Regions from separate parts of the Homo sapiens genome. Here regions 2 and 3 are each linked to region 1. The links are chromatin loops, found by intact Hi-C in ENCODE. Cell type or tissue: dorsolateral prefrontal cortex. All regions are shown on one strand.

Region 1 (8,000 bases):
AAATTCCCAAAATAAGACCTGTGCTGCAGTCCCTACCAGCCTCACAAAAGGAACCCAATGAAAGGGCTGCATAAATGGCATATAACCCAGCCTTTTTTGGCACTTTGAAGCCACACCTTTTTCCTCTAAACTGTTGAGCAGTAACAATTAGAATAAATTGTTTCCAGGAATTACGTTAGAGTTTTGAAGGGGGGTGGCGGGTAGGGGGTAAAAATAGGTATTCAAATGTGAGCAGGGAAACTAACATGCAGACATCAAGAATATCCTGCCTGTTCCCCTGGTAGTGATTTCTAGCCCCCAAAGCCATTTCTCAGTGGGGTTGGCAGTAAGCCTGGATAGAAATGGGGAAGTTTCACCATGTGCTTCCTCCCTCACTTACTGTCACAATGCAGGGGACAAGACCCACCCATGTAGGTGCCTGTAAGTTGAACCTTGCAGCCTCTGAAACTTTATAATGTCCAAACACATATTCTCTTGGAAACACTAACTTTTAGCCGGTCGCAGTGGCTCACACCTGTAATCCCAGCACTTTGGGAGGCCAAAGCAGGTGGATCACCTGGGGTCAGGAGTTCGAAACCAGCCTGACCAATATGATGACACCACGTCTCTACTAAAAATACAAAAATTAGTCGGGCATGGTGGCATGCGCCTGTAATTACAGCTACGCAGGAGGCTGAGACAGGAGAATCGCTTGAACTCAGGAGGCGGAGGTTACAGTGAGCCGAGATCATGCCATTGTACTCCAGCCTGGGCAACAAGAGCAACTCTGTCTCAAAAAAAAAAAAAAAAAAAAAAAAAGAACAACTCCACCTCCAAAAAAAGAAAGAAAAAGAAATACTAACTTTCCCTAACACTGAACAAGCAGCCACTGCTAAGGGAAACCTTCAAAGCGGCCCTGGCAGAGGAGAAAAAACATTACCACCAATCATAAGGGCAGGAGGGAACTTATGATAGAAAGTTTCTAGAACAAATACTGGCTTGCCTACATGCTTTAAGATCTACTTACAGGTACATTTATGGTAGCCTCATTACTAATGCAAACAATTAGAAACAAATTAAATAACGATCCAATTATAGTACAGACCTAAAATGAGATAATATGCAGCCATTAAAATAATGGCATAGGCCAGGTGCAGTGGCTCACGCCTGTAATCACACTTTGGGAAGCCGAGGCGGGCGGATCTCCTGAGGTCAGGAGTTCAAGACTGGCCTGACCAACATGATGAAACCCTGTCCCTACTAAAAATACAAAAATTAGCTGGGCATGGTGGCGGGCACCTATAATCTTAGCTACTCGGGAGGCTTGAACCCAGGAGACGGAGGTTGCAGTGGGCCGAGATCGTACCACTGCACTGCAACCTGGATGACAGAGTAAGACTTTGTCTCAAAAAAAAAAAAAGGCATAAATCCACATATGGTGACAAAAGATGTTACTGACGTGTTCTGGGAGAAAATCAATCCAGAAATCTACCATAATAGTATATTCTCTAAACACATACACACACACACACACACACACACACACACACACACAAGTTATACTGTTCTAGGCACAGGAGAAAGTCTGGAAGTATATACACTGAATTATTAATAATGGTCACCACTGGAGAGTAAAAACAAGGACACTGTCTTTCCTACTGCTACACTATTTGCATTTCTTGTTTTTCCTACTTCTATACTACACGCATTAATTAATTTTATCCGTTTTAATTTATGTAATATTTTTCCCCAAGGACTGTTTCTGTACATAACTAAAAACAGCAAAACTTTATTTCAAAATGCTACCTCCTGAATAAAGCATGTTACCTACATTTAAACGTCTCTAGGTATAATGCATTCAAATGATAGACAGTCTTGGGGATTCTTACCAAGCCCGTGGGCCACTGACATTCGAACAATGAATAGTACTGCCACAAACAGGTTGCACAATGGTGTCTGCCTCCTTCTGAAAAATCATCTTGAGAAACAAGTTGCCTTTCCAGCAGTCTGTTGAACTCTTGTTTGCCAGTGGGCAGCAACAGCCACAGGTAAGAGATCTGCCCTCGGCAAAGGCCCTGCTGAAATATCCTTGCTTCCCTGATCTGACATTAGCTCTTCTTATCTTGTTTACCCTGCTGGAAGAAGAGAAACACTGCCCGATAAGAAAAAACTTCTGGTATCACTGTTGGCTTCCTCACTCCCTCACCCCTCTCTGCAGGTGCGCAGAGCTGAGATCACACTGCCACAAGCTGCTGGGCCCTGACAAGTGTTCCCACCAAATGCAGCTGTAGCCAGCACAGCTTTATCCATTGCAGTGGAAAAAGACCCCCAGAGGAACTGCCTGGAGTGAGATTTACCTAAACAAATAGCTAGGACATAAATGGCAAATTTCTTGAGCACTAGAAAGAGAAGTAAGTTTAAGAAGTCACTTGTGTGCTTAAAAAAAAAAAATTGCATAGCATCTTTCTACAGTGTATTCAGTCCTGTAGACAAATATTTCTACACAGCTGGAGAATCACTGACAGAAGATTTTTAAGAATATTCACAAGGGAACCTAAACCACACAACTTCCTCCAAGAAATCCTAAGTTACATCAGCTGCTTTAAGCAGTGAAATCCATACAGCCTGTGAGCAACCCAACAGAGAAGTGGGCTATTATATTGGCAGCAAGGAATCCAGAACAATGAATTACATTTCTAAACAATGTAGCAGAGGGTGAAGAAAAGAAACCTAAATCTCTAAGATGAAAATCTGCAGTGAAAAAGACCATGATATTTTACTAACTTTTCAGTTCAGGGTTAGCAATATAGTTTTGAAGGCAATAAAATATAGGGCAGTCTCACGAGTCACAAAGAAAGCAACTCAGTTCAAATCAAATCTGTTATAGGAAAGTTTAAGTTCAGATTCTTAGACATTAATTGAAAATTAAGTAAATTAGTAAGCAAACACTTCATGGTAACATCAACTGAACCTCCACGTTAAAGAAAAAAAAAAATCACTAAATAAAATCACTACATATCAGTTTAACAATCTCTTTAGCAGATAATTTGAAAGGCTCAATTGTCCCCCCTCTGCAGGGCATGTTGGTGGTTTTGTGCAGCTTGCTTAAAAAATTATGTGCCTTTATTGTACTGAAGAAATTCCGAGAGAAGCACAACCTACTCACTGATGATAACAACACAACCATTTTTCACATTCCTCCCCTCCAAAGTCCACCAAAGCACTTGGCTTTAGACAAATGCTGAGAGTTTAGCTGATGTTAAGAACAGAAACGTTTCTATCAGCTGGTTCACAGTTTAGGTTCTTCCCTACTTTATTCAAGGCAAACCTCCTGGTAAAATGAGTGAGAAGAACATATGTGATTTTATCCTTTCTAAACTATGTAATATTTCCAACAGTTATGTTCCTTAAAACCCCCAATGGGACCTGCCTCATTTTCTCAATAGCATAAATAACGTAGAAAAGGTTTTAATTTTGCAAAGCACATCTTTTTTCAACCCTATAGTTGCAATTAAAATATGCTTCCTGGGTTTACATTTGCAAACACTGCAGCTAGGTGGGACATAATTGTGAACAATACATAATTGTCCCATACAAAGAAACCTCCCAGAAACCATATTCACCCACAAAATGTCAACATTTCTTTCTTCACAAAGAAGAATCAAAGGGGAATCGAAGTCATATTACAGGGAAAGAGTGGAGTTCACAAGGGACAAGCAGAGCAAGTTTTGAAATCAAAGACAGGCAACAGGCGTCAACCCCGTCCACACGCACAATAAGAACCCAGCATTGGGTAGACACAGCAACACTTTGTACGAGACCCTCTTACCGGCACAGGGCCCGGGCTCTCTGCTTCCACTTCGCCCTGAGCTGCATCCTTGTATTGCAGGGGGGACTCAATCACCAGTTCCTTTTTGACACTTCTACTACTTGTCCTGCATTTATCAGCCTGCATTCTCGGCTGAAAACGCAAGTCAGAAAGTCTGCAACTGGAACAGCTGCGAGTCCCTGGCCGTGCAAGGCACAGGCATGCCAGTGGTCCAAGGAAGGAAAGGAAACTGGCTTCCCAGGCACAAGTGGTCAGCCCCGCTGGCTGGGTCTGCAGAGCCTGTGGGGTGGGAAGGCATGACAGCAAAGGCCAGCCTCCAGGGGTGTTACTACTCCATGCAAAAGGGGAGGCTCCTACTTGCTGGCCAAAGGAAAACAAACTCCAAGCTGAACAATACACAGTGTACTGCCTCTCTGATAAAGACCGGCTTTATTGTGTCTGTTCCACACAGCGTGGGCCAAATCAATCGGAATCAAAATACTGCAGTGTTTAAAAGAAAACCAGTCACAGTTAGACTCCTTCATAATTACCTTAAATCTGAAGCTCGTGGAGCTTAAGAGACAGCAAGGTTGTCTGCTTGTTCTAAAATTCTTCCAGTTTTGGAATGCTTTCATTTGTGTTATGGTTAAAAACCAAATGCCTGGCTGATGATTAAAGCAGGGAAGAGCTACCAGCAAGTATGTTCCCATAGCCTGCACCTCGTGGATACAGGTGGAGGAAATGAGTTTCACCCCGCATGACAGACCACAGCATGAAACACTTAATTTATGTACTATTTGATGCCAGAAAGATGAGGTCATCAAAACATTTTCATGGGATACCACATATCATAGTAAATGCATTTATTAAACAGAATATTACTTTAAGTCCAGATGTGTGGGTATCAGAAGGTACCCCCAGTACTAGGTGCTGAGAGGATCATACTAAAAGTATAAGGTAGAGTATCTCTCCCTTCAAAGAACTTCACATCTAGCTGGGAAGGCAAGAAGAGCAGACATCATAAATGACAAATTAATAAAATTAAGAGAGAGATGCACAAAAGCACGGGAAAATAGCTGGATCACCAACCTACGGTTCAATGGTGGTTTAGTAGCACCCAAAATATGTGTTCCTAAAAGTCTGTATTTTTATTATTTCCTCACATTTAACAGTGGAGTCTTTTTTACCTCTTGGGAAAAATTAAAACAGAGGTATTAAGGGATTTGTCTAAAAGTTATGTAGAAATGAACATTAAAGGGGGGATCAAATATTACTCTGTACTTCATGGATACCGCAGAGCTTTTCCTAGTTACTCTGAGTATTTCCTGGACATCAGGGAAGATTTAGTAACAGTAGACAACAAGCAGCAGCAGCAGCAGCAGCCGTAGCAGTAGCAGTAACAGCAGTAGCAGCAGCAATAGTAGTAGTAGTAGTAGTAGTAGTAGTAGTAGTAGTAGTAGTAGTAGTAGCAGCAGCGGCGGCAGCAGCAGCAGCAGTATTCAGTCAGTCAACAACGAGAGTAGTTATCATGTAGCAACAATAGGTGCCAGAGGAACTCTACCCAGGGAAATAACATAAACTATTATACAAGTCACAGGTAAAAGTCTCCCACTTTCCAGACAAAGGAACGCAGCCAGGAGGGCTCAGAGGAGGCAGTGGGGAGAACTGAGATGCCACCCAGTCCTCGCACAGCCGCCTCCCTCTCCTAGCACCTGCTGCAGCTGCTCTACTTCAAGAGTGAAGCTGAAGCTGGGTCTCTGCCACTTGAACACCAGGAACCCTTCTGAGTGTGAATATCAATTATGTAACGATCTCAAAGGATCAATGAGTCCATCAAATAAATTAATGGCTTCTATAATTTTTTTTAAACTACCCAATCTCTCAACCTTGGGTAGTCTTTCAGGGTTAATAGAAGTCCCCCTACCAAATCTGTGTTCCAAAATAATATTATCTATAAATTTTAAAAATCTTTCTTTGTAAAGTTACAACAGAAAAAACCCAGTAAGAAAAAACTCTCACTTACCTATAGAGTCGAAATTATAGTAAAGTAAAAACTTAGGAATGTCCTACAAATCAAAGAAAGGATGAAGCCACAAGCACAAAACAGACTAACTGAGCCTTAGTAAAGGACAGCCCAACCAACAACTCAGAAACCTTTTTGAGATGGTTCAGGAAGTTCTAAATAGTCCAGTTCTTCCTCAAATCCCCATCGCCATTAAGCCATCAGAATGTCTGGGCATTAATAAGAGAAATGCTATTCTATTTGTTATTGTTGTTGTTTGAGACAGGGTCTTGCTCTGTAGTCCAGGCTGAGTGCAGGGGCTCGATCATGGCTCACTGCAGTCTTGACCTCCTGGAGTCAAGGATCTTCCTGCCTAAGCCCCTCAAGTAGCAGGAACTAGAGGTGTGAGCCACTGTGTTCAGCCTACCCTATTTGTTGGGTCAAAATACCCTGGTATTCTGTAAGGAATGAGAAATGAACTTTAAGATATTTATTTGACAAACACTGTAAGTGCTGGCTATGGCCCATGCCTGTTCAAGCCCTACAAAGATTGTTTATTTAATCTTCATAACTCTATGTAATACTGTTATCCTCATTTGACAGATGAGGAAACTGATGCCCAGAGACGTTAAATACTTGCAGAACGTTATACAGAGAGCAGGGGCAATATGGATCCAGTGTACACACGCTTAACCATGATACTATGTTCAAACTGCTAAAAGGCACAATACCAATCACCAGTCAGCAATTAAAGACAGCAGCATCTGGCTTTAACCCTATCATGGAAGTGAAGAGGTAAAAAGGTCTTTAGATGGCCTTTAGCCTTTAAGTGCCTTGTGCAAAGCAGGTATTCATTTGATGGTAACTACTGTATTGTTGCTGTTCTCATTCCAACCTGAAGAAATTAATTTTAGTCTTAAACTCAGGGCTTTTGCTGTGTGATCTAAAATGACAATTCCACCAACCGTGTTGCTATCACACATTACAAAGCGCTTCAGCAACTTAGCATCAACCATTCTTCCCTCTCTGTGGCTTGATTATGACAGCTGCCTTCAAATATTCATTTTGAACCCCACATGTTCATGTCATGAGCCAGGCCTTCTTCTTGAAGTTTTTCTATATTTTTCAAAATGGTTAGCAATGACTATATTTTTGTTTTATGATCAAGGAAAACACTTTTAATTTGCTCTGAGTTTCCAAGTAGCCAGGACAAAAAGGAAAACATGATCAGTTCCATAATATATAACATCAAAAGGAGAAAATATATCAAGTTGTAAAGCAAGTAATTTGTTTTTTGTTTTTTTTTTTTCAAGGCAGGGTTTGGCTCTGCTGCCCAGACTGGAGTGCAGTGGTGCAATCTCAGCTTACTGCAACCTCCACCTCCTGGGCTCATGCAATCCTCCCATCTCAGCCTCCCAAGTAGCTGGGACTACAAGCACATGCCACCACACCTGGCTAATTTTTATATTTTCTGTAAAGACAGGATTTCACCATGTTGCCCAAGCTGGTCTCAAACTCCTGGGCTCAAGCGATCCTCCCACCTTGGCCTCCCAAAGTGTGGGGATTATAGATGTGAGCTACCATGCCTGGCCCAAGCAAGTAAAAATTTTTTTAAATGCCTCACACACAGATTTATGTAAAGGGGGACCATCAATGTGCAATATACAAGGCTGGCAATGTGTTTGCAGGAAATGCAGTGACAAAATTCACATAGCTATTTCCTACTCCCATCTCAGAGCAATATACTGAAATCCAAGATTGAGAACAGCAATTCTGAGAGCAAGGCAGTCATCTGAGTCCACCGCCTTCCAGCTGGCCCACCTTATGAAAGAAGCAAACCCTGAGGGCGTGGAGGAGAGAAGAAACTGCTGTCAGCTTTCCCATCACACAACTTCTCAGGCAGTGCTGGCGCTCTCCCCTGCTCACTTAGGACAAACCAACACTTTTGGAATCTGACTGTCAAGGAGAGTCACATGGCACCGCGTTTAACCTCAGATCCCAAGCCTCCAAATGGGATGTGGTTTCTCCAAAGGGCTCATGAGACTGATGTGTGAGGACATGAGGATGACATCCGGTTGGTGTGGCCACTAGAGGAAATGCCATTTTACCAGGACAGGAAGTAGGTGGCCACATTTTCCTTTCCAACATTTCAAACAACAAGGTGTATGTCCGACCCCCGATTCAACTTTCACAAACCTGCACTGAGCTCCT
Region 2 (8,000 bases), 80 kb before region 1:
AGACAATCATGGGGGTAGAAACAATAGCTTTGGATCCAAGCCGGTGCCCAGGCCACTGACATGAGATTATTTCCTGTAAAATATACAGAGGAAAGAAAAATAGCAATGCAAAGATTTTTAAAAAATGAAAAAGGAATCCTCCACGTCCCCTAACTCTGTTGTGAAGAATACGGGGAGTGGGCACCAAAGTTTCTTTGAATACTTATTGAGGAGCGTGGCCTCACTTATCCTGCTGTGTCTTCTATGCTGTCACCATCGGATCCCTGTTTTCAGGTTTCTGGGTCTCTAACTGGCCACCTGGAGCACACCCTTCACACCAATGCCCTCCTGCTGAGCACATGCATGAAGAAGTGGTGTGCAGAAGAGAACTCACACTTGGTTTTCCCTGGGCTCCTTTCTGCCTGGCCACAGGCTTTCTGCTCCCATCACTTTCAAATTAGTGACCATGTGAAGCCCCACTCCCCAGCCTCCACTGAAGACAGGACCATGCACTGGGGCTGCCCCTGAGGAGCCGCCACTGTGGGGAAGTCTCAAGCTAACCAGCCTAGGAAGTAACTTCTGAGACAGGGCTCCAACCTCCATCACATATAAAAAACTTCATTGTTTGTTTTGTCTGAATATAAAAGTGTTAGTTTTTTAAAAGTTCATATAAAAATGACAGAATGTTATAAAGTGGAAGGTGAAATATCACCCATCAACCCATCCCTCAGAGATAACCATGATTATTTGGCATATATCCTAAATAGCTATTTTTATGCCTATCTTTCCATCTAGATAGCTACTTGCTTATCCATTTCTTCATTTACATACAAAAGAAATATATATTTTCTTTCAAAAAATATAGTAATACAGATATATTTTTTCTTCCTTAATAATATAGTGTATTCACTTTCCTAAGTACACGCAGACCCACCTCATGGTTATTAAGAGTTGCATGGTAGTTGAGCGAAGGAAAATATTGAAATCTATCCAACTAAAGGTGACTGGTTTTTGAAAAAATTAGTAAGAATGAAATTTTCTTGAAACTCAAAAAATGACAATAATTACTATATGATAATATAGTATGTATGATAATATATTACCCACTACCAATAGAGAAGATTTTTTTAAAGATTCTAACTGTGGCTTATAGGTATAATTCTGAAAAATCAGAAACACATTAAAAGTCAAAAAATGGCTGGGCATGGTGGCTCACACCTGTAATCCCAGCACTTTGGGAAGCTGAGGCGGGCAGATTGCCTGAGGTCAGGAGTTTGAGACCAGCCTGGGCAAGATGGTGAGATATTTAGTATCTCTACTAAAATACAAAAAAAAAAAAAAAAAAAAAAAAAAATTAGCGGGGCGTGGCAGCATGCGCTACTCAGCTACTCAGGAGTCCCAGCTACTCAGGAGGCTGAGGCAGGAGAATTGCTTGAACCTGGGAGGCGGAGGTTGCAGTGAGCTGAGATGGTGCCACTGCACTCCAGCCTGGCGACAGAGCGAGACTCCATCTCGGAAAAAAAAAAAAAAGTCAAAAAATGGGGGAAGAGTTAAATAATCTATGGTCTATCTCAATGGACTATTATAATATTTATGCATTAAAAATGATGTCTATAAAAATGTATATATAACACTTTCAGAAAATACTTGAGTTGTGCAGGGAAATATTACATATTTAGTATGATCATAGCTACATAAGATAAACTAAAATAAAATGTAAAGGAATAAAACGTAAAAAAAAATGTTCCCCCCTAGGCTGGGCACGGTGGCTCATGCCTGTAATCCCAGCACTTTGGGAGGCTGAGGCGGGCAGATCACAAGGTCAGCAGTTTGAGATCAGCCTGGCCAATATGGTGAAACCCCATCTCTACTAAAAATACAAAAATTAGCCAGGCGTAGTGGTGGGCGCCTATAGTCCCAGCTACTTGGGAGGCTGAGGCAGGAGAATCGCTTGAACTCGGGAGGCGGAGGTTGCAGTGAGCTGAAATCGTGCTACTGTACGCCAGCCTGAGGGACAGAGTGAGACTCCATCTCAAAAAAAAAAAAAAAGTTCTCCAAAAGTTCACCACGAAGGTTAAAACTAGTAGTAAACCTTTTTTCATCCTTTTATTCTTCTGTATTTCTCAAAATTTCTAAAATGAACATGTATTATGTTTGTAAACTAAAGAACCTCTATGATTTAAAAGTAAAAATAGGGTACTATTCTTTTATTTAGTCTTTCATGAATAACAGATTCATAGGGATCCAGGGGCACTCCCTGGCCAAGACCTGTGTCCTTACCAGGTCATAAAACTGTCAGATAGTGACTGGGAATTTGGGGCACCTATATGGTCCAGGAACCCTGGAAGGCTAACCCAGCAGGCCTCATCCTTCACCAGTATCCTCCTCTCCCCCTTCTCCAATTCCCTACGTGAGCTGTGAAAGGTTCATTCCAAATCAGCCCAGCGGGCATGCACACTGCTTTGCTGAACAGGCCAACCTTAGCTGCATGTTAGCAAAACTGAGGTTGCACTTCTCATTAAAGCTCCAAACAGGGGAAACATCAAGACAGTCAAAAACTGTATAATCACATAACTGAAAGAGACCTTGAGAATCCTTTCTACCTTTTTGAGCCTCTTGACAAGGGATTTCACGTCGCTGTGAAGGCTGAAGCCGCCTGCTGACATGGACGTGATTGGATTCTGATTAGGAACACGTCTCTGTGTTTTCAGAACTTATTGAGCCTGTTTCTATGACTCATATCGTTTCTATTCCTACTACTGAAGACAGATAAGAAAAAGGTAAAATAAGGTTAAAGAAAGCTAAGCAATCATTCTTGAGTTCTAGACAAACTGATAAGATTGCTATTTTGATATGCACAAAAAAAAAAAAAAACAAGGATACCTTTGGCATAGAATAGTTAGCATTTGGCTCTCAGCTATTCTTTTCACTTCACATCTTCTAGCGCCCTCAGCTCTTTCACATTCCCAGAATTTCCCCAGAAAAATTCTAAGACCCATCTCCCTAGCAAAGAAAATCAGTTTCAAAGGTTCAGAGTGAACTCTTTAGGATGTAGCAGCAAAACAGCATAGAGGTTAAGAACACAGACCCTCGGGTGAGACTGACTTGGGGAAGCTGCCGGCCCTGTGATGTTGCACACATTCCTTGCTCCCTCTTTGCCTCATTGTTATGGGTTGAATTGTGTCCTCCAAAAGCATGGTGAAGTCCCAACCCTTTGTACCTATAAATGTGACCTATTTGGAAACAGGGTCTCTGCAGATGCAATCAGTTAAGATGAGGTCACTAGGCTTGGCCCTGATGCTTTATCACTAGTGTTCTAAGAAGGGAATTTAGACAGAGACACACAGGAAGAGGACCATGTGAGGCCAGAGGCAGAGTGGAGCAATGCTGCCACAAGCTAAGCAACAACTGGTGCCAGAAACTTCCAAGTTAGAAACCTTGCAAGTTATTTATCTTAGACTATTACCACCCCAAGCCAAGACCCAGTCATCGTATCTCTTTGGCACGACTTGAATTTGTCCCCTTCTTCCTGTTTGCACTTGCAGTGGCTTTGCTGAGTCCTTTCTCACCTCTTGACAAGGTTCCTCAACTGTTTCCTCCCCACCATAGGCTCATCCTTACCCAGTCCACCCTTCACAGCACCACCCAAAACATCCTCTACAGAATTCAAATTAACTGGTTATTCTTCTGATTTTCACCCCATCTTTCTTCTCAAGGGTTTGAGGAAATGCTTCACGCTCATTTGCCATCCCCTCTGATGTCTAAATCGAGCAACCTAAGTGACTGCTCCCCTGTTCCTCCCTCCCCACTACACAGCTTCTATTTTTCAGGTGTGGAAATAAGACCTTGAAACTCACTTCCGAAAGTCTGCAAGTAACTTGAGCATGTCATCATTGGATAGCTTATTGCTGTCTTGCCTGTAGATGGCAGAAAATCTGGCATTTTTGTCAAGATTTCCAGATGCATCCTTAAACAATGTCCTGAAATGGCAAAGCAACATTTCTAAACTGGGTTTCCAAAACACCAAAATCAATTCATTATTTAAGTCTAGTTTCTATGAGAAGTCTAATTATTATTCCATTGGCTATAGCCAACAGAAATCTCATTATCTAAAAACATGGAAAACATCTATGGGGATGAGGACAACTAAATCAATTTACATAGAAAACAGTTCCAGCCAATGGCTTGTGCTTAGGAAACAATATACACAAGTCAAATGCTTAACAAGTAGAGTCAAGAGATAAAGATCACCCCAGGCCTCACTGGATTGCCCTGACTTCCAGCTGGAGGCATGTGGTTGGGTCCTTGAATCCCAGCTCTGCAGCTAACACTACCGTGCACCCTGCCAGTTCCAGGTAGCACTTCTCCAGACAGTGTCTATCCTCTCTGTGACTCTACCAAATGATTTTTTCAAAATCTGGGCTTATGTATTTCTCAGTTTTACACATTCAAATCCTCTTTGTCTCTGAACAACAAACAGAATAGGCCTATTGACCCATCCATGCACCTATCTATATCGATTTAAAAGGTATAAAAGGTGTTCCTTACCTTGCTGCCCAAGCAAATGGCATTCTATACTGTCCTAGTCTTTGGCATGCCTGCTTGGCATTCTTCAGCACCTTCTGGGCCACCTTGAAGACATGAGAATAAAGCTATGAGATACTGCATCTCACTGAAAGAACTGTGACCTCAAGAGCCATCCTTACATGCTCACTAAATAAGTCCTTACCATAGCATTGGATGCATAGAAAAGCACATCATACAGTAATGAATATGGCTGGATTCACACTCTGTGCAGAGTACTTTATTTAACGCATTCTCTAGCAGTGATTCTCAAAGAATACAGAACGAAGACTTTCCAAAATCCATGTCTCTTCTTTGGTCTTTACGGGCAACAAACATGCTGTTTCAGAGGTTTTCATACATCTTTATGACTAAGTGCTACTTATTATAAGTCTACTGAGTTATTAATAATTACTATTTGGTATCCATATCAAAATATATCACATTATTAGGATTGAAATGAGAACACTAATTAAAATACTAAGCTTTCACAGCTCCTAAAGCGCACTAGCTTATGCTGATTCCCACAATATAAGGGATAAGATATTAAGATACTGACTTCAGTTAGGCTGGGGTTCTCAATGCTATATTCTTGCTTTCTAAACATGAATTACTGCTATTTCTACTTCCTAATGATCAATTTTGGTTTGTTGTTGATTGATTGATTAATTCACAGTGTACAATGAAGCTTATTTGCTTTTAGCCTAAGGCAGACCTATTATTAATCATCTATACCCCTATTGCTAAAAAAGATAATGCTTAATTTTTCCAAATTTGTCTGTACTGTGATAGTGCTTTGTCATCAATGCAAAGTTTGATTGTCTCAGAGTTACAGTGAAGGGTCTTTTACATTACTTAATTTTTTTTTTTTTTTTTTTACTGAAGGGTCTTTTACATAAGTATATCAAAGTCAAACCAATTTTGGGAAATGTACTCCAAAACCAAAGTGTGCTATAGCATCAGCATCACTGTAGAAATGCAGAGTCTCAGGCCTTGCCCCAAACTTCCTGGATCAGAACGTGCGTTCTGACAAGACCTCCGGTGATCTGTGTGTACCATCAGCCACAGGAAGGATCTAGAAGGATCCAGAAGGATCTAGATGACAGAGCTGTCTGTCTCTAAGTCACACTGAATCCAGCTGTATGACTCTGTAGGCCATCAAACCTCTCTGAGCTCCACTATCCACACCTGAAAATGGGGGCTAGGCTATACTTTTCATGATCCCTTTCAGTTGCAAAACTTTATAATCCTACCATAATCATGCTGTAGGAACTGCTGCCTTCATGAGTAACCTGGAAAATACATCCTAATTGGAAGAGATGTCAGGGAATCATCTAGGACCTCCCCCCTTCTCCAATGAGGTATGTTCTTGCCTCCCTGGGTGGGGCGACTTAGTGGGGTCTTAGGTGTATGAGTTATAGGGTACAATGGCCTACCTAGCTGCAGGGTCAATTTACTTAAACATTTTCAGGTTCAAGATTTTTTGGTTCTAACAATGATGAATATGTTGTGGAGTAAAATGCAGTAATTTCATAAAATTTAAAGCTAAAACATAAAACATCAATAAGCCTTTTCTGCAGTGAATGAGGACTTAGCTCTCGGACATATGAAGGGAGCAAATAGAACACAGTATGTGTGAAAGTCAGAGTAAGAAACTTATTTTTTCCCTTTGGGCTTTTTTCCCCTTCTTTTTCTTTTTAAAACCTCTATTCACAGGAGATACCTACAGAGACTTTTCATAAAAATTTCCTCCAAAATGAAAATTTACTCTAAATGATGTTCTAGACCATCTTGGAAAACATGAAGAAACAACTTTGACAGACAGAAAAAAATCATCTCACTGTAACATCTCTGCCAAAACTGTGCTAAAGTAAGATAGTTGAGCCTTAATTCCTGCTTTAATTGAATGCTTTGGAGGTGGCAGAAAAGTAAATGCATGAATAATGTACACATGGATGAGCTTTACATTCCATAAAAAAATGAAGAAAAAGCAGACTTCAGCAGATGCTCAGTGGACATGGAGGAGTGTGCAGAGGTAAGTTTAGCCTACAGTGATATGTGATTTTTACACCAATATGAGCTGCCAAATTTCAAACCATGCATGCGGCAGGCAGAAGTAACAAAGTTGCTGTGGATGGGCCTTGGAAATGTGTTGCATACACGGTCGGGGGAGGAGATCTTATATTGGGCCTTCATTGATTATTGATCAAAACATAAAAGAGCTAAAAGAGCTTCTCATCCAAGGTTTTACAGACTTGGTTTAAAAAAATAAAACAGCTTCTCTCCAGAGACCAAACTTTACACAGCTTTCATCAGCCAAAAAGGCTTACTGTTGGAACCAATGTGCCTGGGTAAATGGGCTTTTACTTGACTGGGGCTGTAATAAATGACGATGTCTTCTGGGCTTTCTGTGATTTATGGTGCCCACAGCACTGACTCATACATGATCTGTTTGATCCTAACACTGTCCCTATGAGGAAGGCAGAGGCAAGAAGTAACATCATCCTTCATGCACAGAAGGAACATATGGAGGCCATGAGAGGTGATGTGATTTGTCCAAAGGACCCAGATGAGTTAAGCATGCAGCACCCAGGTCTTCTGACTCCAAAATCCATTTCTCAATGGCCATCGTGCATCCTGTGGACACAGCTGTGATGCATGGGCGCCCATAGAGGTGAAGATAGGAAGCTCTGAATCCAACTTAGTAAACTTCACTCACAGCCTCTGGGGTATCCACTCCTACTGCTGACCAGTCCTTGTCAGTGAATTCAGGCCTCTCAGATGACCACACAATTTTTTTTTTAAATAACTAAAAATATGTAAAACTGGCAAGGATAATAGCACTTAACAGATTACACTAACCAGGTAGCACAAGGTGCTACGAAGTGGCAGTCAAGTGCCCCCTGGCAGCTCCAGCCATGAGACACTGAGCAGATCACTAAGCCTTGGTGAGCCTCAGTGTCCTGAAATATGAAAGCACATCTTGGACTAGATGACCTCTAATATTTAATAATTCTATGGTATGTCCATGCCTAGGCACTTCCCAAGTAATGAACACTACTTTGAAAAAAACCAAACATACATCATGTATGTTTTCTTTCCATCTTCCACCTAAAACTCTGCCCCTTCTAGCAAAAACCAAGTGGACCTGAATCACTGACACTGCTGGCCAGGTCATCTGAGCCAAGGGCATCTCCTGGTCTCCAGCCTCATATATAAGTGTAAGTGGACCAAAATAGAATTTCAGAACCCAAGAGGCAAATTAACAGATAGAAGAAACTCTATTTGAATATCATACATGTACCTTCTAACACAGAAAGTTTACTATTAAGCTGGTAATTCCTTTGCAAATTATTTTAGGATGTCAGAACTGTCTAGTCAAGTGGATCATTTTATTTACACATAGGACTACATTTCCTTCAAAATCAAGACATAAAGTTCAGAGTAAATACAGGTAG
Region 3 (8,000 bases), 56 kb before region 1:
GGCACCTTTGAGCCGGGGGTTCCACCTGGCGGCACCAGCTGCAGGTGGGCAGGAGATGCCCCCTTTAAATGGGGCACTGGGCTCCAGGTCACCCCGGCATTCCCTATTGCTTTGCAACCAGGCCTCTCTGTCACTTAATTGACCTCCTTGGTCCCTGCAGACATCTGATTCTGGACCCCTCCCTTCCACTGCTGACCATAAGGAAGAAACAGGATCTGGACTTAGCCTCCCACCATCATTGCTAGAAAAGTGGACAAAATACATGAAATAACTGTTTTCAGATAGGGGACAAAAGGCAGTGCAGCCCTTTCTCTGTAGAAGGGAAAGACTGAAGTGAGCCCCAAATTGCCTCAGCTTTCTGCCTGGAGGCAGTATCTGAATTGCAGCACAGGAAGGGGAATCCAAAAAGAGCCCTGCCATCTTGCTGAGTAGAAGACACTGACGAGACCTGGGGAAGACCAAGGTGGCCAGAATATGCAGGGCAGAGTCTCCAGAATGACGGGAAATAAAACAGCACAAAGATAAGAAAGAGCCGAGCTCCAGAAAGATCCACCGAGTCACACATGCATTAGGCATATATTTTCTATTTATATGTTATACCTTATTTTCTATTTATATGTTATAACTTAACAAAAAAGCTTACCAAAGCATAAAATAAAAATCAAGACACAACAACCAAAATTTTAGAACACTAAAGAGAAGACCACAAAGAACAGGGATTTCGAATAACATCAGAACCTTCCAAACGACAGTGGAAACTAGATGGCAATGGGATGCCCTTGAAATTCCAAGGTAAAATGATTTCACTTTGAATTTTATAACTAGCCAAACTATGAGTCAAGCATGAATGCAAAAATTAAGATATGAACAGATACCCTAATTCTCAAAAAATTAACATCTCACACACAATTCCTCAGAAAGCTGCAGAAGATGTGCTCCCCCAAAACAAGAAAGTAGAACAAGAAAGAGGAAGGCATAAGGTCCCAGAAACAGGAAACCCAACACAGGAAGGAAGACAGGCCGAATGTCTACATGGCAGGTGTGTGGGGCAGGAAAGCAATTCATCCAGACTAGAGGCCAAAGGAGGGTGCCAGGAGCTAAAATCCGATCTACCAGCACAGGAAATCATGCAATGACGTCCAAAACTGATGAATGAAGAAACAGCAGTGAACACTTGTGATCTAGCACCACTACTATTTCAAGGGAATAGGATGTGAGTGGGTAAGGTGATGCAGGGGTGAAGCACTGCCCTTCAGCACTGCTGGGCTGTTTCTCTTTTTTTTTTTGAGATGGAGTCTCGCTCTGTCACCCAGGCTAGAGTGCAATGGCGCAATCTCAGCTCACTGCAACCTCCGCCTCCCAGGTTCAAGTGATTCTCCTGCCTCAGCTTCCCAAGTAGCTGGGATTACACGCACCCACCACCACGCCTGGCTAATTTTTGTATTTTTAGTAGAGACGGGGTTTCACCATGTTGGTCAGGCTGGTCTTGAACTCCTGACCATCCGCCTCTGCCTCCCAAAGCGTTGAGATTACAGGCGTGAGCCACTGCAGGGCTGGGCTGTTTCAATCAGACAAATGTATTCCTTGGAAGAAAATGCACTTTAATTCTAGGTAAACATGTAAATATGTAACAAGTATACCTTTAGTCAAACCAGAGAGCTGTGTCACACTGGCCCCACCAAACAGTCTCCTTACAGAATCGAGCTACAGGCTGATGTGATCAGCCATCATGGAGTTATCTGAAGGGAGAATTCTTTGATAATGGTGACTGAATCTTTTGTGAGGGGTTGTTAGGAAGATTGTTCATCAACCACAGAGCCTTCTGTGTGAGGGGAACCCTGAGAAAAATGCCTGAATGATCTTCATTCTGAGATTGCTTGGGCAGCTTCTGACTAATTGGATTGCCTTTATCTCATGTGCACTGTGAATTGCGTGACTAAACAGGTCTCCAAGTGAGAAAGCATAGAGCCCAGGTGGTGGCCCACCCACAGCAGGTGTTAGATCTTCAAAACATACGCTTTCTCCTTAACTCTATTTTCTCTCACCCTTATCCCAATCCCCTGTTCATCTTTCTGCTTTCACCCCCACTTTAAATTTATGCTATCCCATGTCCTGTGTATGCTTATAAGCTGCTGCCTTAAATCTTCCTTGAAAGTGGCAAGGCTGGATGAATGGAGGGGTGGACAGATGGATGGATGGATGGATGGATGGACAGATGATGGACAGGGAAATTGACAACTCTCTTCCAAAGACAATGCTAAAAAGCTACAGAAGGATGCATGCAAAACTGGTAGTAGCTCCCCTCAGAAAAGAGACACTGAAGGAGGGGAGGAGTCCAGAAGGACTTTCACTTTATCTGTATTGTCTGATTTTTTACAAGAAAAATACATTCATGTGTTATCTTTAATTAACAATAATTTTAAAGGATAAGTACATAAGCCCTATGATATAAAAGTACAACAGCCCTATGATAACAAAACTATCTAATACTGACCAAATGCTTACCATTTGTTGGCACTGTTCTAAGCTTTTTACATGTGTAATGAATGAACCCTCTCAGTAACCATATTTGGTACTGCCATTATCCTTATTTAACAAATGAAGAAACTGAGGTACAGAGAGGTTAAATAACATCTCCAAGGTTACACAGTTGGTAAGTGGAGGAGCAGGGATTTGAACTCAATCTGCGCTGAAACCTAATCTCTTTACTGATCTACACCGCCACTGGTACTACAATGCTAGCGATAAAAATCACCACTGAGATACTATGAAGTGTTTTAAATATTTTCCTGCACTGATTCATCCAATGTACTCATTTGCCGTATTAAAGAAACATTCTCATTATCTGAATTAAGTAGCCTGTTAAAGGTCACGCAGCTATAAAGTGGCCGAGCCAGAGTGCTCCTGCCTGCCACAGCATAATTCTGCCTCTACATTATCCCTTCCATCTTCTACAATGATGAAAAACAAGGCTTGCCTCATTTAAAGTTATATGTTATATTTCTACCATGCATATTGCCATTTTTGGAAGTGTTTGCTTAAATCTGCTAATTTACACATAAGCACTACTGCAGATAAGAAAACATAATGGTAAAACTCTTTTCATATTTACCTGAACGACACCCATACAGGAATCCAGAAATATTGATCCTTTTGGTTCTTTGGAGATCTTTTCATCTTTATAAAAATTCAAATTATAGGATCCATCGCCAAGTTGAATCAGGTGGAAAAATCGTCTCTTAAATGACTGAGAGAAAAATATACACACAGCTATTCTTTCAAAATGAAGAGGGTCACAATCTCTATCAATAACCCACTTATGACTACATACATACATAAAACCTGTTTCCGTTCTCACTCTAGCTGATGCTCCAGGTCACTGTGGGGTCAAGACTCCCCATCCCATCTAAGAAGCTCACTGCATCTCAGTTCTGAGGAGGTGGTTCCCCTAATATCCATGGGTCATTTTTCTCACCCACGGAATCAGAGATTTTACATAACTACCCAAAAGCAGTGCAGGGACTTCCAATTTGGGATGCAGCACAGAAGGACAGAAACTTTCTCTAAAATCCCCAGGGTTTCTTGCTCACAGAATGGGAACTATTTTTTGCCTCATGACGCTGAATGATTTTCCAGCCTTAGGGTAATGACAGTCACATTTCCTCCTTAATTTTTATCTCCCTGACTCCCTTGTTTCTCTTCCCTTTGTTATTAATCCTGATGTTCCTCTGGTCCCACTTTTCTCCTGAATAGCTTCTTCTATTGGTTTGACTTCTCTGTCTGCAACCTTCTCTTCTATGCAACTATTTTCTTTTCTCGTCCTCAATTTTTGCTTTACTTGACTTTGCTGCAGTACACCTCCACAGAAGTGCTCAGGATTGGCATGACAGATAGCCCCTTGGTGACATTCTGTGAGGTACCAAAGAGCACTTTTCAGTTATTACAGAGAAGAAAGCCTATGTCAGTGTCTGCACCTTCACACCAGCCCAGGGATGGTCTCCTTATGCTGGTGGTCAGAAGACAGTGAGGGAAAGTGGGTGGATGAGGCTGTGCCAATGGGGGTGCTATCACCAGGGGAGCATCCTAGGAATCAGACAATGTCCCTTTTGTGGGGAAGAACAGCATGCGCATTCATCTTGAGCATTGTTCTCGAGCTCTATGGCAGAAAGGGCTTGTGAGAGGGGAGGGCAAAGTGATGTGCGTCCTCACCCTCATGGTCACGCTGATGGCACTGTTCATGTTGCCTTTGTACAGCCAGCCATGCTTGGTGATCCCACCCTTCTGGGAACCAAGGGAGGCAGCATCCTAGGAGAGAAGGAAAACACCAGCAGTCAACCTCCCGTTATTACCTGGGTTGCTTGCTGTGAGTTTGGTCAATGGGAAGGTCATTCCCTTTGTGCCAAGTTGTCCATTGCCCCTTTACTGAAGCACCCATTGACACCAATGCCTACAAGTCACATAAAAGTCCACTTAGCGGTGAAAGAGAGAGACCCGCCTACATTTCTGAAAACTTTATTCCATTAAAGGCAAAGCTAGCTCCTGTCCAAATTTTTATTTGTCAGTGTTTAATGAGCCACAAAAGGACCAAAAAGGACATACCTCAACTGACCACTCACGTTGGAAGGTCTTGCCTGGTTTCACGAAAAAATGTTTTCAAATGACACTCCCCTATAGTCAGAGGACAAAAGCACATGCACATTCCTGGAAACCTTCCCAGAGGCTTAGTTCAGGGAAAGGTGAATAAAGCAAGGGAGGAAATTGAGGCAATACAGAAAGGAGAGATAAAGTGATGGGGGGAATAAAAATAATTTGCTACATGCACATTGCTTAATGAGTGGCTAATGTTATAGCTCAGCTGACAATTTTTTTAAAGAAGGAAAAACCTAAACTCACAATGGGACACTTAACAATCAATGGGGAGGATGAGAAATGCAGAGATGGGCATTGTCTTCTTGTGAGGTTTCCCTCACTCAGTGGGCAGACTCATCTCAATGCCCTACTCCCTTTATATAGTTCTTTAGCCATGAGCTTTCCTCTAGGAATAGGGGGAGTGGGCTTGATCAAATCAGACTTCACTAAAAGCAATCATTGAAGAAATAGCCATTTAAATCTACTGGCTGGCAGCTGTTTCGAGATCTGTTGAAAAACAACCTAAATTCAAGGTCTAAGTCATCTTGATATCTTTTAACAATGTAGCCAGATCTGATCCAAGTCTTTGAAAATGATCTCAGAACAAATAAACACAACCAAGAGAACATGAAATGCTAAGCAGTAAAGTTGAAACAGAGACCTTATTCCAATCAATCAATAACATTTTTAAAAAATTATTCCCGTTTCATGTAACACTCCAATGCCTGTTTTGGCTAAATGTCGGTAATTTTCTAACTAATCTTCTAAGTCTGTAAAATTGATGTTTAAATCTAGAGTGAAAAGAGAAGCAACAGCAAGCAGGTATCCCACCTCATCTTTGTCGACCTCCTCGTCAACTTCATAGACATGAACTGGAAGTTTATCCAACTTGACCACTTTGCTATAAAAACAACAAAGAAAATTTGTTTTAGAAATGCCTAGTCAAGGAAGAGGCTTTGCATTTCTTCCTCCATCATAGGGCCCGGCCTTTACTAAATCCAAAGATGGCCCAGCTTCTTTATTCAGACAAAGAATAAAACCATCTATGCCCTTGCTTTTCAAGGTGGGTAAGCCAAGAGACTTGAGTAAGAAAGCTCCAAAAAGCTATGTGGAAAAGACAGCATAGCTTCTGGGGAGTTAGCAGGCATACTAAAAATAAGAAAGTGGATTAGTTTTTAATAAACAAAGACTTGGTAGAATAACTTTTAATACAAAGTTTATGAGGAAAAAAAGGAAGATTGAGTTGTTGCGTTGAAACCGATTAACAATGATGGTATTAACCACAACAAAAACAAGACACCAATACCAATAAGCAGCTTACATTTACTCAATGGGTATGACGTGCTAGGCCCTGCGCACTTCTCATGTGCCCTCTCATTTAATCCTTTAATCATGGTGACTGTTGTTAAGGCCATTTAACAGATGAGGAAAATCAGGCTGACAGACGGCAGAGTCGTCTGAGGCAGAACACAGAATCTGTGTTCTTCACCACTGTTACAATTCTCCCTCTCTTTCTCATCACACATTTGGAAATTCTCATTAATGCCAAGAGAGAAAATGTACCAGCAGTCTATTAGATAGTAAGTATACGACATGACATAGTCTGATATCTTTCAACCCTGAGACTATGAACAAGAGGATCAACAAAGATGGGTTAAGCCAATCCAATGGGAAGAATTAAAAAATCCCTAAGGGAGGATTGGGTAAATATAGAACTAAAGGGCTACCCATCTGGAGAAGATAATACTAGGAGGGAGTGTTCCTGGCTGAGGTTTAAAAAGAGGCAATCGGGGAATTGGCCGAACATTCTTAAGGAGTGGCAAAGCCACACAAGGAGGAAAAACAAACAGCTAGGTCTACTGAGAACCGCATAAAAGGTTCCAGCTCAAAGATGTAACAAACGCAAAGAAAAATACATTAATCAGGTCTCAAGTAATATTTTCATTGGTGATGGTTAGTTTTAAAACATAATCCATCACTATTTGCTTTCAATTTTCCCAAAATCAAGTATAATTCAATTTGCCAACTGCTATGGTTTGGATATGGTTTTTATTCCCACCAAAACTCAGATTGAAATTTGGTCCCCGTTGTTGCATAATTGGGCCTAGTGGGTTATGGGGCAGATCCATCATGAGAGGCTTGGTGCTGTTCTCACAGTAATGAGTGAATTCTTGTTCCTGGCAAGATGGGATTACTTGTTGCTGAAATGGATTAGTACCCAAGAGAATGGGTTGTTATAAAGTGAGTTTCCTCCTCCTCTTTGGTCTCTTTTCACAAGTGCCAACTTTCCCTTTGACCTTTTCCATCATGTTTTGAAGCAGCACAAAAGTCTTCAACAGAAGCTGAGCAGAAGCCAGTGCTATGCTTCTTGTACAACCTGCAGAACTATAAGCGAAATAAATCTCTTTTCTTGGCTAGTCTCGGTGGCTAATGCTTGTAATCCCAGCACTTTGGGAGGCAGAGGCAGGTGGATCACCTGAGTTCAGGAGTTCGAGACCAGCCTGGCCAACACGGTGAAACCCTGTCTCTACTAAAAATACAAAATTAGCCGGGCGTGGTGGCAAGTGGCTGTAATCCCAGCAACTCGGGAGGCTGAGGCGGGAGAGTTGCTTGAACTTGGGAGGTGGAGGTTGCAGTGAGCAGAGATCGTGTCATTGTATTCCAGCCTGGGTGACAGAGCAAGACTCTGTCTCAAAACTAAATAAATAAAAATAAATAAATAAATCTCTTTTCTTTAGAAATTACCCAGTCTCAGGTATTCCTTTAAAGCAACACACAATGGAACCTTTTATAAAAGATAGTCTGTCAAGGCAATACCTAGCTACCGCGATTCACTTTGGCCACAACTATTCAATCTAAATACACTTGCTTTTGGTATAGTCTAGAATAAGTTAATACATTAAAGGAGATAAAAAAAAAATTTAACTGGGAAAATGCTTGTTTCTTGATTTACTTTTTTTAAAAACATAAAATTTATTCAATGTAAAATGCTCTTTATAATTATCTTCTTCAAAATATTCTTTTCAAGGAAAAAATGCACTGCAGCATATTTCAGTACACTTACGTTTTGTTTGTTTTATATTTTGTAGTGAAAAAATTTCACCTATTTATTTATCAGTGGTACCCTGAAAAGAACCACTGGACATAATTAAACCATCCACATGTTTATTACTACCTATCAATACCAAAGTAGCATGTTTGAGTCTTACAATCAAAGGCCCTGTAAACAATAGTTACACCACATACACATAAACCATCTAAAAATATTTTCCTCAATTACTCTGATTGCATATGAAGTTACATACCTCCCCCCAAGCATTTCAAGTACAAAGACTTTTCCCTATGTGTATAATATAGCTTACTCACTTCGG

What was found. Hi-C counts contacts between places; a loop is a spot of excess contacts. Peaks named below come from ENCODE experiments on the same cell type or tissue, not always from the same donor. Only the 100,000 strongest peaks of a DNase experiment are listed, where the experiment ranks them.
Region 2: a loop joins it to region 1, with 2.3 times the contacts of the local background. A loop is called at or near these places in 11 of 110 quality-filtered maps.
Region 3: a loop joins it to region 1, with 2.8 times the contacts of the local background. A loop is called at or near these places in 27 of 110 quality-filtered maps.

The regions. Positions count from the first base shown.
Region 1 is chr13:98,973,976-98,981,975 of GRCh38, forward strand. DOCK9 (dedicator of cytokinesis 9) reads right to left here and starts at 4,089. Exons shown (of 53, transcript NM_001366683.2): 1 at 3,809-4,089. The coding sequence starts at 3,934. In dorsolateral prefrontal cortex, no CTCF peak of the experiment used is centred here; a DNase peak (open chromatin) is centred at 4,086; H3K4me3 peaks cover 4,849 bases; H3K27ac peaks cover 6,002 bases.
Region 2 is chr13:98,893,652-98,901,651 of GRCh38, forward strand. DOCK9 (dedicator of cytokinesis 9) reads right to left here. Exons shown (of 53, transcript NM_001366683.2): 14 at 4,528-4,610; 15 at 3,837-3,959. Among named protein-coding and RNA genes, the nearest start is that of DOCK9-AS1, 66 kb to the left of the region's middle. In dorsolateral prefrontal cortex, a CTCF peak has its summit at 3,892 (motif pointing right); no DNase peak of the experiment used is centred here; H3K27ac peaks cover 445 bases.
Region 3 is chr13:98,917,842-98,925,841 of GRCh38, forward strand. It overlaps DOCK9 (dedicator of cytokinesis 9), which reads right to left. Exons shown (of 53, transcript NM_001366683.2): 4 at 7,996-8,000; 5 at 5,461-5,530; 6 at 4,210-4,305; 7 at 3,113-3,247. Among named protein-coding and RNA genes, the nearest start is that of DOCK9, 56 kb to the right of the region's middle. In dorsolateral prefrontal cortex, no CTCF peak of the experiment used is centred here; a DNase peak (open chromatin) is centred at 4,150; H3K27ac peaks cover 7,516 bases.